2 separate regions of the Mus musculus genome follow, and region 2 is linked to region 1. Evidence: chromatin loops called from intact Hi-C (ENCODE). Cell type or tissue: left cerebral cortex. All regions are shown on one strand. Links, peaks and the distances in the headings refer to the core of each region. The heading gives the core; the rest is flanking DNA.

Region 1 (6,274 bases), core at 1,480-5,479:
TCTGCAGGGAAGCCTGGGGGAAGGGCCAGAACGCTGGTGGGCAGATGAGCCTGTGAGATGATGTTGCTCCTCTGCACACAGACATGTGTGTGCACAAACTGAGCCTGAGCATCAGAAGTCCCGAATCTCTTAGAAGTCTTTGCATTTGATACATCGAACTTTCAGCTTGGATTTTCTATCTTTGCTTTCATTTTATTTATTTATTTATTTTTTGCAATAGCTAAATTTCTGTTGAGTTTTCTAACAGCATGGTCGGCAAACATCATGAGAATTAAAAGTCAGTAAGTTCTTTACTGCAAGATACCTTGAGAAAAATTCTTACTATTTCTCAGAAAATGGTTCCTCTTCTGGGAGTTGTTGGCACCCTTGATGAAGGCTTTAGTAAAGGTTCTTGTTCATTGTTTTGTTTTGTTTTTGTTTTTAAAGCTGCTGAAGTCAAAGCCACAAAGCTTTAGCTTTTCTCTGTCCCATACAACCCCAGCCCTGTAACCACTGTGACTTACAGTCCCCAGTGTTCCTTAGCACACAGCAACTCCAAGAGGCCCTTACCTATTTGACCCATTACATTGTTTTGTTTGGAACACAAAGTACCTACCCAGTAATTCACACTGAAAATGAGATCTGCTTTCAGGCTTCTTTTTTCCTGGAACTCGGTACAGCTTGCTGATCCCTTCATAGAGATAGATATGAGAAAATAAATACACTCCAGAACTCAAGCAGAGGATGCCAAGGGACATTTTCTGAACTTGGAGAGGAGCTGAGGTCCTATAGTTTTCCCTTTGAGCTCTACAGAGGCTTAGTAATCAAGTGTGAGCCTGATAGCAAGGTGAGGACATTGTGGTAGTTATTGCACCAAGCTGATGAGATCAGAGCTCGTGAGTCTCTTCCTGAGGGTGGGAGATTGCCAAGGACAAGCTGAACCCATCATCGGGCAGGTGATTCACCAATGAAATGTAGGAACTCTGCACTAGCCAGGGCCCAGCTGGGACCTCATTTCCATCCCATACAGAGGTATGATGCTGTTGTTGGTCTACATTTTCTTGCAGAAGTCAGCAGAGATAAAGCCAGAGAGGAAGTCAGAACAACAGAATGCCTGAATACAGAGACACACGACCTCTCTTGTATCTGCTGACTCTTGTCCTAAGGGGAATTAAAGATACTGGGAAAGTTGCAGAATAAGCTTTCTGTGTTTATTTATAATGGTGGGAAAAAAGTTTTCCCTGTCACCTCATTCATGACATTCCTCCATGCATGTATATACACTCGAATTTAGGAGCCGTGGGTAACTGGAGATGGGCCTATTATTTAGGGGGTGGCATCTCACATCAGCAGAGAAGGATAAAGCAGGAAGGGTAAAATCATAATAATCTCAATAGATCAGGACCAAGAGAAGCTCCAAACTCTCCATGATTAGTGGAGGCAGCATCCGAGTCTTGGAGAGGAAACCTCGGCCCTCATAAGGAGGAATCATGGGTAAGAAGGGCGCTGGTACTGGAATGAGAGATTCCAACAGTGAGTCTTCAACCCAGCCTCCAAATACGCGTAGCCACAGCTCTGGGAAGGAAAGCCACGGGAGGCCGTACTTCTTCACATGCTTAAGTTCTACGTTCAAAGGCAATGACCTTTCCCATATCATTGTTACTTAGCTTGTCTTCTTGTGTTTGCATTGGTTTTTGCGTTTTTCAATCTGATAGGCAGAAGTATCTGTAAATATATGGTGTCCCTATATCGGTTTACTGAGCACATATTTTATGAAGACTATCTAAATGTTGGGAAGCTTCTTTGGTGAAATTTTCCAATTTAATCTTGGAAATTTGCTCGTCTATTTCTTAAAAAGTCAGTTTGTATCTGTAAGATAAATATATATAAGTATGTGTTTATATGTATGTGTGTTTGTATACAAGTATGTATGTTACATAGTGTAGTCCTACTAATTAGCCTTAAATGTAGAGCTCAATGAAGTGCCTCCTATGTGTCAGGGCTCATGCTGGAAATACACGAATGAAGCAACCAAATCTTCTTTTCCAGTTTTTTTATACCCAAGTGGCTCAGGAGCCAGATTGCTAGCTAATTAAAGTAAAGTTGAGAGAAAATGAAGAAAAGTTATCATCAGAGAATCTGGGACCCTAAATTTTCCTAAGACCCACTCAATAAGCAAACCACAACCAATCAAAATGCAGCACTGTGGATCCCAGTCTCAATGGATGTGTATACAAAAGACGCCTACACTTAAGGCTCAGGGGACAGAAGAGGAGGCAGAGAGACTGTATGAGCTTGAGGAGCAGAGAGATTTTTGAGAATCTGTCTTCTAGTAATATCAGAAATCACATTCATATAAATTATCACTGATAGGACTTGTCAAACTCTAGCTGGACAAGGGTTCTACCAATGAATAAGACAGATTAGACAGGGAAAAGCCCAGGAGGCTGAAACTCTACACAAAGAACTACGGGTAACTTAGGAAAGCCAGGAGTGGGAAAGGTGTTCTTTGAATGGAACTCATGTGTTTGAATGCTTGGACCATAGGAAGTGACACTCTTAGGTGGTATGGCCTTATTGGAGTAGGTGTGGTCTTGTTGGAGGAGGTGTGGCCTTGTTGGAGGAGGTGTGGCTTTGCTGGAGGAAGTGTGCCATTGTGGTGGTGGGCTTTGAAGTCTCTGGTGCTCAAGCTATGCTAGTGTGGCACATGAGTTGGTCTTCCAGTGCCAAGTAGTCAGCGCAGAAAACCTATAGCCTGTAATATTCTACAGGATGAAAGGTTATATAATAGAAATACATATGTATGTGTATATTTGTATGTAATAATTAGTAAAAAAAAAAAAAAAAAAAAAAAGAGGCCACGGATTTGAAGGAGAGACTGGAGAGGTATATACGAGGATGTCAGGAGAGGAAAGGAAAGGGAAAAATGTAATTAAATTACAATCTCAACAAAACCAAAAACCAAAAAAAGAATATCTCAAACTGGACATTAATGTCAATTACTTGCCATTCAGGAAACCTCATATTCCAAATCTCGGACTGATTTAAGTGTGCCTGCCCATATTATTAAATTGTTGTTATCCCCTCCTCAGCAGATTGTAAGTTTTCCCTAAATACCAGTCATTTTAAATTGCCGGGTCAGCTTGATAATACATGATAACACAGACACTTCATGAAAGTTCTCTGTTGGTTTGGGCATCGGGGGAAAGCTTTCAGAGTCAGTCAAGAAAAAGCTTTGGGAGACAGGGAAAGCTTCCCGAGTCCAGGAAAAACGTCTGGATCTCAGGATGCTAGGACTGATGTTTTATTTATTGTTGTATGCACATCTACACAGAATCCAAAAATAATCCATTGTGCCCTCGAAATATACATTCTACGCTACTTGACTTTCATAATATGCATACCGCTCACATATTGGCATGCGAAAAGCAGAACTGAATGTTCTCTATTTTCAAAACCATGCTATAATATAATAGGAATAATAAGTTTATATGATTCAGGAAGGCTTAAAAATATGCACAGCTGTGGTGGTTTGAATGGGTATGGCCCCCACAGACTCATGTGTTTGAATGCTTGCCCCATAGGAAGTGACACTATTAGGTGGTGTGGCCTCAGTGGAGTAGGTGTGGTCTTGTAGTGTGGCACACAGTTTCCTTCTGCTGCCTGGGGAACAACATGTAGAACTCTCAGCTCCTTCTCCAGCATCATGTCTGCCTACACACCACCAGCTGCCATGTTTCCTACCATGCATAATAATGGACTAAACCTCTGAAACTGTAAGCCAGCCCCAATTAAATGTTTTCCAAAGTACCTAATTAAAATAAAATTAAATTAAATTAAAAAAAAAAGAGTTGCCGTGGTCCTGTGTCTCTTCACAGCAATAGAAATCCTCACGATGACAACAGTCTTCAACTTTTAAACAAATTTTAAAAGGCAGGTTAGGATCCGGGTGGGGAGACATTGTACATGCTACAGAAGACCCCTGCTTGTTCTAGGAGCATGATTTGAAATCATCATGAAGTTCAAATAACAACAGCTCATTGAAATTTCCAACCAAAGCAAAATAAGAAGATAAGGCCAAAGAACCTGGCACTAGTCCTTCAAAAACTAATCATTTCTTCAGCATTCAGCTCATTTGTTAACCTTCTGATGGCTTGTCACTTGTGCTTCCATGTGTACATTTATTTTGTAGCTATATGTGTCAAAAACACTCTGGGCTGTGGGACTTTAAGAGTTAACGGAAAACAAAACGAATCTGCTTTTCTAAATGTTGGAATTCACTTTAGAATTTTGGGATCTTTTTTAAAGTAAAATGTGCATGCTCTGGGCTTTGAAGAATGAGATTTTAAAAGAGGGAGTTGGGGGTGAGCTAGTTAGCAGTATAGGTGGGATTGTTGAGCCAGACATCACTGAATAAGTAACATTGGAAGGGAGATTGAAGGAGCTGGGGCCCAAGCCATGCCCACACCTGGGAGATAAACAGAGGGGCAAGAATGAGGCCCTGTGTCTGGCTGGCTGGCTGGAGGGTGTAGGTGATGGTAGGGATGTGGGGGAGGAGGGCCTCAGGGATGACTGATTAATAGAGTATTTTCTTAATCATTTTTTAAATACACGTGTACACCGTCACTCTCTTCAGACACACCAGAAGAGGGCATTGGATCCCATTACAGATGGATGTGAACCACCATGTGGTTGCTGGGAATTGAACTCAGGACCTCTGGAAGAGCAGTCAGTGCTCTTAACCACTGAGCCATCTCTCCAGCCCCTGCTAGAATATTTTAATGATGACTTTCACGCTCGGAAGGCCACAAGAGCAAAACCTAGAAACTTACACACATCCTTCCAAATCAAGCAGATGGATTGCCTCGCTATTTGTCTTAAGAAAAAAGTGGTCCAACCTGCCTGCTTTTCCTTGAATAATCTTCACCTGTAATTTTTATTCTGGAGGGCATTTTTTTTTTGGAGATTTCTTTTTTGGAAACATTGTAGAAGCCATACTTGGATATAAAAACACAATAATAGACAAGAAAGTATATTTAGCTTTGCTATGACTAATACTAGAAAACTGAAAGGCAAGGTTTGCACCCTCTACTTCTCAGCTCCCATGCAGCAGGAAACAGAGTAAATTGGGAAACACAGCAGGTGGTCCTTGGGTGTGGCTATAGAAGCACCCTAAGAATAAATGTGAGTCTACTAAGTAGCGCTAGCCACCTTTCATTTGTGGTGGAAGTCTAAAGCGTTACTGATAATGTTTCACTTACCTCATTACACTGAAGACATAATAGCTCATGATGCCATTTGATTTTGCCATTTGGAACATGACACCTTGGAAACCACACCCAAGCTACACACATGTACACAGAAAGCATGTATGTGCTCAGCTTGTGTAGCATCGTGGTAGTGTTGTCATCTGCAAAATCTACATTCGAGAACACCAAAAATAAGTTATAAGAAAAAAAAAAAGTCTTTTACTGTCCTAACTCTATTGCTTTGTGTTAGGACACATCCACAGCTATCCTGGCTACATGTGACCCACTGAGACTTAGACACACATTTTATTTTTGGACAGTCCTTAGCATAGTGATAAAAGGAACCCTGTTCCTGTGTCAGCCCAGTGTTTTCCTCTCAAATAGACAGCTGAAGAGTCAAAGGTACCAAGTGACCTGAAAATTGCTGAACTTTCCCATGTTGGTTCATTGTGTGCATGTGTACACAGTGTGTTGGAGTGGTTACCTTCTATAAAGTCTCACCCCTTTCCCATCATTTTCTGACACTATAATTTGGTAAGTTATTACATATAAAAGCATGCTGCCAACTTCAGTGTATATCAATGAGTTAGTCAATACTGGACTATTACTTTAGGGGAAATGTGTCTACCCCTTCATTTATCTATCATCATACCCATACACTTGCATTTACATAGACAATAGTCTTGAATCCTAAAATAACTACCTCATCCTGGTAGTTTATATTTTCCTTAGTACGTGTGCACATGCATACAGAGAGCTGGGGTGTGTATTAAGTGACCTTGCCCAAAGAGAGCACAGGTGAGCAGACGAGATTTATACCCCAGTTAACTGGTCCCAATGCCAACGTTTCACTCCATTGCTCTGGGTCCTACCATTCATCTCTCCCATTCCTTTGTGGAAAGTCTGAAGGCGGAGGCAAGGTTGCCCTGTTTAACTGCAGACCTTGGGTGTAGGCTGATCCGCAAACATATGTGCTTAAGTTTGAAAGGCTTCTGAGCATTGATAAAGGAGGATACGAACCCTTCCTTCCCACTGGACACATCAGA
Region 2 (6,274 bases), core at 1,033-5,032, 80 kb before region 1:
CTCAACCATCAACTCAACGTTTCTCCTTTTGGTGATTAAGAGAGCTTTAAGACCACAGAGGACTTAAGTAGGCTTCTGGGTGCAGCCAAATGAGTCCCTTCACCATGTCTATGAAGGAGTTCAGCGGCAGAGTAAAATGATCAGTTTGCTGTGCTTAACCATCCTGGAACTGTCAGCAGGAGATGGGGTCAGTCTTAGGATGTGCACACAGAAGGGGCACATTGCCATTCAGACATAACTGGCAGCAACTGCAATTCAACGAGCTGTGGTAGGAGCCCAGACCAGGTCTAGTCTGTGAGACAGGGCTCATCAGGTAGGCATCATGCCTGAAATAATGAGCAGTGACATCTGAACAGCCCTGTTCCTTGAAGTTCCCTCAGATCTTGAACACCAGCCCTAAAGCACCATGTTTCCTCTTTGTTTGACAAACATATTTTAGCAGGTGATGTGCTGGAATAAGTAAGCATTTTATTGCTTTATATTTAGGAAATTTAGATATTAAAATAAATTTTTATCTATGTATCTCTATATCTCTCTATAAATTTATTTATTTATTATTTAGATATCAAGATCTAGTCTTTTTTATATTTAATACTTTTTATATTTAGCATATTTAGATTTTAATTTTCCCTGACCATGAAGCTTGGTTAAAAAAAAAGGCCAGTTTCCATCAATGTCTATAGTTCCCCCTCTCTTTCAGGATACAGAAAAGGCCTATAAATATACTCAGTGGTATCTCTGCCTCTAAGCTTGGGCCTCGTTGTGATTGCTCCAAATGTGATTACTCCGGGATGCTGTTTGATACTTGACCTCAACAGGCTGCCCACTAGGCCCAGGACTTCCCTTGAACTGGGTCTCTCTCACCATTCTTTCTCGGCAGGCTTTGCACTGAGCATCTCCACGCTGAGTTCTGGAAGACGGGACCAAGGTTTCTCAGTATGTGTTCCCTATACCTGTTCTGAACTCTTCTCAGGCTGCCCAGAACTTTGTTAATTTTCAGGACCTTCCCTTCCCTCTCTTGTTCCTATGAAGTCAATGTCTGTCCTGACAGCAGGTACATCTCCTCTTTCATATTCAGATTCCTTCCCCTCCCATACTACTGATCATCAATATAGTTCACTTCATCTTAAGGTAGGAGAGCCAGGCCTTTGGGTTTAGCTTTGTGTTTGGAATATAGTAGAAAACATGTTAATTTTTATAAAGTGTGTCGACAGGGAGTTGGCTCAGGAAAACAGAAGCTTAGCAATCTTTTTTTCGTTTTCTTTTTTCTGTTTTAAACTTGGATCACCTTCAAAGAAACTGCTTCTCGGGTGGATTTCCCACTAAGTGATTTCCACTTGTCTGCTAAGTGCATGGGAATAGAGGGCTTTAAATTTACCTAAGATTTTCAAGAGCATTTTGTTGTATTATGAGTTACAAAGGAGAGATTAAGGGGACCCTACTAAGCCTTTTCAATTTCCTCTGCAGGCCACAATTTTTTATTGTGAGTGAGGGATGGTTACACGCCGGATCTAGAAATTTTGAGCAAAGGCCTCAACACTGGGAAGTTAGGGAGAACATTAGAAGCTGGCAGTCCCCAGTCATCTGTGGGGTTGACTGCCACCAGATTGCTACCTGTTGAGATCACCCGCCTGAGAAGCGGGCACAGGCTGAGGCCCACTCCTTGGTTCTTCTAGTGATCCTACCTTGATTAATACAAACTGCTAATCATTAGCCCCCGTATTTTGCTTTCAGCCAGCATAGTGGCTGAGCTCTGACTTTTCTCAGTCAGTCAGTAAATCTAATGCATAGAGGGTATTGGGGGAAGCTAACTCTAGGTGGAAAAGCATTTACTACAGTTTTTTAAATACAAAGGGGGAGGTTAATTCACACATTTTGTGAACCTTGATATTGAAGTGATTGCCGACAGGAGCCTGGCATAGCTGTCCCCTGAGAGACTCTGCCAGAGCCTGACAAATACAGATGTGGATGCTTGTAGACAACCATCAGAGTGAGTGTGGGGTCCCCAATAGAGGAGTTAGGGGAAGGACTGAAGGAGCTGAAGGGGTTTGCAATCTCATAGGAAGAACAACAATATCAACTAACCAGCCCCCCCCCCCCATGCTCCCAGGGACTAAACCACCAACCAAAGAGTATACGTACAGGGACCCATGGCTCCAGATGCACATGTAGCCGAGGATGGCCTTATCTGGCATCAGTGGTCCTGTGGAGGCTCCACACCCCACTGTAGTAGAATGCTAGGGTACTGAGGTGGGAGTGGGTGAAACTGTTGGGGAGCACCCTCATAGAACCAGGGGGAGGGAGATGGGATGGGGTTTCATGTGTGGGGGGACCAGGAAGGGGGATAACATTTGAAATGTAAATAAATAAAATAACCAACAATGACAAAAACAGAAGTTTGCTTTTCAAAGTGTTTATGCCACATCCAGAGATAGAACAAATTCACAAAATCCCATCTCATGCACCTGTTTCCAGAGAGATTCCATTTCATTTGCCGCCCACAGCCTGCTCGCTGCCGCGGCGGCCTTCCCCTGTCCCACTGGAAATAACACTGCTAAAGTCTTCTCCCTGCTTCAGTTACCAACTGCAGTCTGCATGCCTTAGCATCAGGGGTCTCTAAGTACCTCTCTTCTAAAAGCCTGCTCTTCCTGGCCCACTCTGCATCCTTCTCAGGCTGCTTTGGAAGATAGGAGGCTAACAGGCCAAATTCCCTCATCTCCACCGTGTCTCAGGTATTATTAAGTTGTGCTTCAACCTCTCTTCTGCCGTTTAAGTCGTTTTAGATCTTCAGCTTGTATGTGTGCACCTGCCTTCATGTGTGTGAGTGTGCCTGTCTTTGCTTCTTAGCCAGCTCTCTGGCTCTAACAAACCCTTCCTAGCCTCCCATCAGGTATCTTGTTCTGCTGTGAAATTTTCAGGTTTCTGTGATAACAACAAGGCTACAGGGGCACACGCTTCCACAGCCCTGACCTTTCCTAAATCAGCCCCTTTCAGGATAGGACAACAATGTGACACTAAGAAAAGAACATGAGCAGTGAGGAAGTTTGGGTCCCAGCATGGCTGAAAACGCATCTTCAGACAGCTGTGGAATCCACACAGGGAAAGCCACAAAAGTCATGAGTTTGGATCTAGTGTGATTTTGTTACCAATACTATATTGATTTGAATTTGTTGGCATTATCATTGTTTTTGAAGAAAGCATATAGACTTTTAATAAGAATAGTACTGGGAAATTGGGTTAAAATACGTCCATTCTGGTATTGAAGTTCATGAGCTGTGCAGCTTGGTATAGAATGTGGTGCTAGCATATAGTGAAGGATATGGACTAATGGACCATCATGCTTGGGAAGGTTGCTCTGAAGGTAAGCCCATACTGGAGAGTCTCCTCTATTGGGACTGCTGCCAGCTTTTAAGGCACCCAAGTGGCACCTACAAAGCTTTAAGGCCTACTGTTGTCTACTTGCCCTAGGGGATTTTGAACCAGTCAGTCCAGTGACGCCAGAGAACAGTGACATTTGAACCTCCCTCAGCTGATTCCAACTCTCAGCCACGACAGAGCCACTGAGTCCCCAAATCCTAATTTTCAAAAGTTAATCTGCACATGAGTTACCCGAGACATTGCAGACTACAGATTTCCACCTCTTGGTTGGGGCATGACCTGAGATGAACTCACTGACAGGGGCCATTTGTTCTTGGTGGCGGGGCACACCCGAGGGACCAGATTTGAGCTACCTGTCCTCTCGCTGGCTGTCCTTGGCTCATGCAACTTCATCCATAGAAACTATTCATATTCTCATGGACTCAGCCTCTGTCATTTCTATATAGCAGTAATGATGTGTGTTGATGAAGCTGTAGTGAAATTAATGACAATGGCTAATTCACTTGGTAATGTATGCTTTGTGTAGTCCTCTGGGGAGTGAACTAACTCGATGGTTTTTCCAGCATTTATGTGGAGAGACTTGCCAAGCCTAAAAAAACTCCTTCCTAATTTACACACACCCTCTGTTCAATGGCCTTACTGCTCAGTTTGAAAAGCAGTAGCATAAAACCTGGGGTGCCCCATTCTTAGAGACCAGGGGATTTTAGCCTGTAACACTGTGGGTGCTCTCAGTTTAAATGTTGGAAGAGACCTACCCAGTCCTAGAGTGCAGTAGCTCATCTGTGTCACCAAGTGGTCACATGAGATTCTAGAGTTGCTTTGATGTTTTGTAGAGCTAAGTCACACATAGTTAATGTTGTAGTTTGGTAATTTCTTTTGTCTTGTTTTGTTTTCTGAGACAGTTTCTCTGTGTAGCCCTGGGTATCCTGGAACTCACACTGTAGATCTGGCTAGCCCCAAACTCAGAGATCTGCTTGCCTATGCCTCCTGAATACTGGGGTTAAAAGCATGGGCCACCACCACCACAGCTTAATGTTGTGCTTTTAATACAAAGTAGAGTCCATTTTTATAACTTGAAAACCACACAGAGTATTGAGGTCAATGCTAACTTCAGAGTATGTACATGAGGAATCTCAGTACTGGAGTGAGAGAGAAACCAGAAAACCACTCCTGTGGAGGGAAGGTGGTGTGGGTGAAAAAGCAGATGTGTTTGTGGGAGTTCTGCTCAGAGAACAAGGCCAGGCTCCCTTCCCACCAGGACTTCCAAATGTTCTGCTTTATCCTGGCCCCAGGCTGCCAGGCTGCCTCTCTTTCTCCAGATTTAGTAGTGGTACTTTATGTCGGACACGCTCTCACACTGATCACTGTTCTCATCTCTGAGTCCTCTATAAATATTCATGGGCTATACGGCATGATCCAGGAAGCTGGTTCTCCAGTTGAATAGCTGATGCTGTGGGATAAGTAAATTATTTCCTACCCCTCAAGTGTCGGGTATGGGTTGGGTGGAGTGGGAAAGCTGACAGATTAAAAAGATCCCCAGCTGGTGCCAGGGCTGGTGTCAGCTGCGCAGTCCTCCTGCTGCTCTGACCTTTGTTTCTGTGACCTAGGTAATGCTTCTGGCTCAGAACACTTTCTGGGAGCAGGTGTTGGGAGGTAGTGAAGAGACCAGGTCCTGTCAGCAAAGCCATTGTACTGGCCTTGAGTGTTGCCTCTTGCCTGTGCCGGGTAAGACATCTAAAGTTAGGAGCTGTCTAGAGGTATCCAGTTAACAGGTGGTGAGTTAATTCCTGCCCAAGCAATAAGCAACAGTTCACCTTTATATCTGATTTCACTTTTTAAAATGAATCCGAAAATATTCAGGAAAAATTTGGGACTTATACAACTCACAAGTTTAAATTGTGCACTGTTTTGAACAGAGCGATGAGATCTCTCCCCGTGCTCAGTCCTGCTCAGGATGTCAATCACTCTTTGGTACAGTATATCAAAGTCAGATTCCCTACATCTCTGTTAGCTACTTAGTAGTCACCATGGGTGTCAGGTAGACGACCCTGGTATCCCAATACTGATGTCCAAATGACCATAATGTAGTCAATAATGGCTCCAAAGTGCAAGAATAATAATGGTGCTGGCCATTCAGACATGGCAGGTAGCACCTAAAGCAAATCCTGTAACGATGAGGGTAAGCAATCTCGATTGAACTTAAAAGAAGAGGAGGAAGAGGAGGAGAAGGAGGAGGAGGAGGAGGAGGAGGAGGAGAAGGGGGAGGAGGAAGAGAAGAAGGAAGGGGAGGAGGAAGGGGAGGAGGAAGGAGATGAAGAGGGAGAGGAGGAGAAGAAGGGGGAGGAGAAAGGGAAGAAGGAAGGGGAGGAGGAAGGGGAGGAGGAGGAGAAAGGGGAGGAGGAGGAGAAGGGGGAGGAGAAAGGGAAGAAGGAAGGGGAGGAGGAAGGGGAGGAGGGAGAGGAAGAAGAAAAGGAAGCAGAAAAGGAAGCAGAAGAGGAAGAAGAATGAATAGTCTAAATGTGCTAAGATATACAGTAATAGTGAAACATTGAGCACCCGAACGTTGGGTATCTGAGGTCTCAGAAGAATATCCCACACTGCCATAAGGTACAATGGGTAGAATGTTGCAATTCTTAATGTATCTGAAGTTATGCTACAGTGTGTGTCTTCAGAATTTTTCCATTATGCCCCTTGGTCAAAAGAAATACCCCTCAGATACATTTACCTAGCAGCTAGAGCCAAACAATTTTAAAAGTTTGTTTTGATTCCTTGGGCATTTGAAATCATAATACAAATCAAATGAGAGAGAAGACGTAATCTTTTGATTTTATATTCCAATAGCCTTTTTGAGTAAGGAAGGTTTTTGTCTGCTGGACACTGTATCGTATCACATACC

Evidence for each region. Peaks named below come from ENCODE experiments on the same cell type or tissue, not always from the same donor. Only the 100,000 strongest peaks of a DNase experiment are listed, where the experiment ranks them.
Region 2: it touches region 1 in a loop (4-fold over the local background); 2 of 42 quality-filtered maps call a loop at or near these places.

What each region holds. Positions count from the first base shown.
Region 1 is chr8:23,992,679-23,998,952 of GRCm38, forward strand. All of the region lies in intron 5 of Zmat4 (zinc finger, matrin type 4), which reads left to right. Among named protein-coding and RNA genes, the nearest start is that of Gm51564, 50 kb to the right of the region's middle. In left cerebral cortex, for the core only: no CTCF peak of the experiment used is centred there; DNase peaks (open chromatin) are centred at 3,651 and 5,118.
Region 2 is chr8:23,913,570-23,919,843 of GRCm38, forward strand. All of the region lies in intron 4 of Zmat4 (zinc finger, matrin type 4), which reads left to right. Among named protein-coding and RNA genes, the nearest start is that of Gm51564, 130 kb to the right of the region's middle. In left cerebral cortex, for the core only: no CTCF peak of the experiment used is centred there; DNase peaks (open chromatin) are centred at 2,572, 4,020 and 4,651; H3K27ac peaks cover 3,316 bases.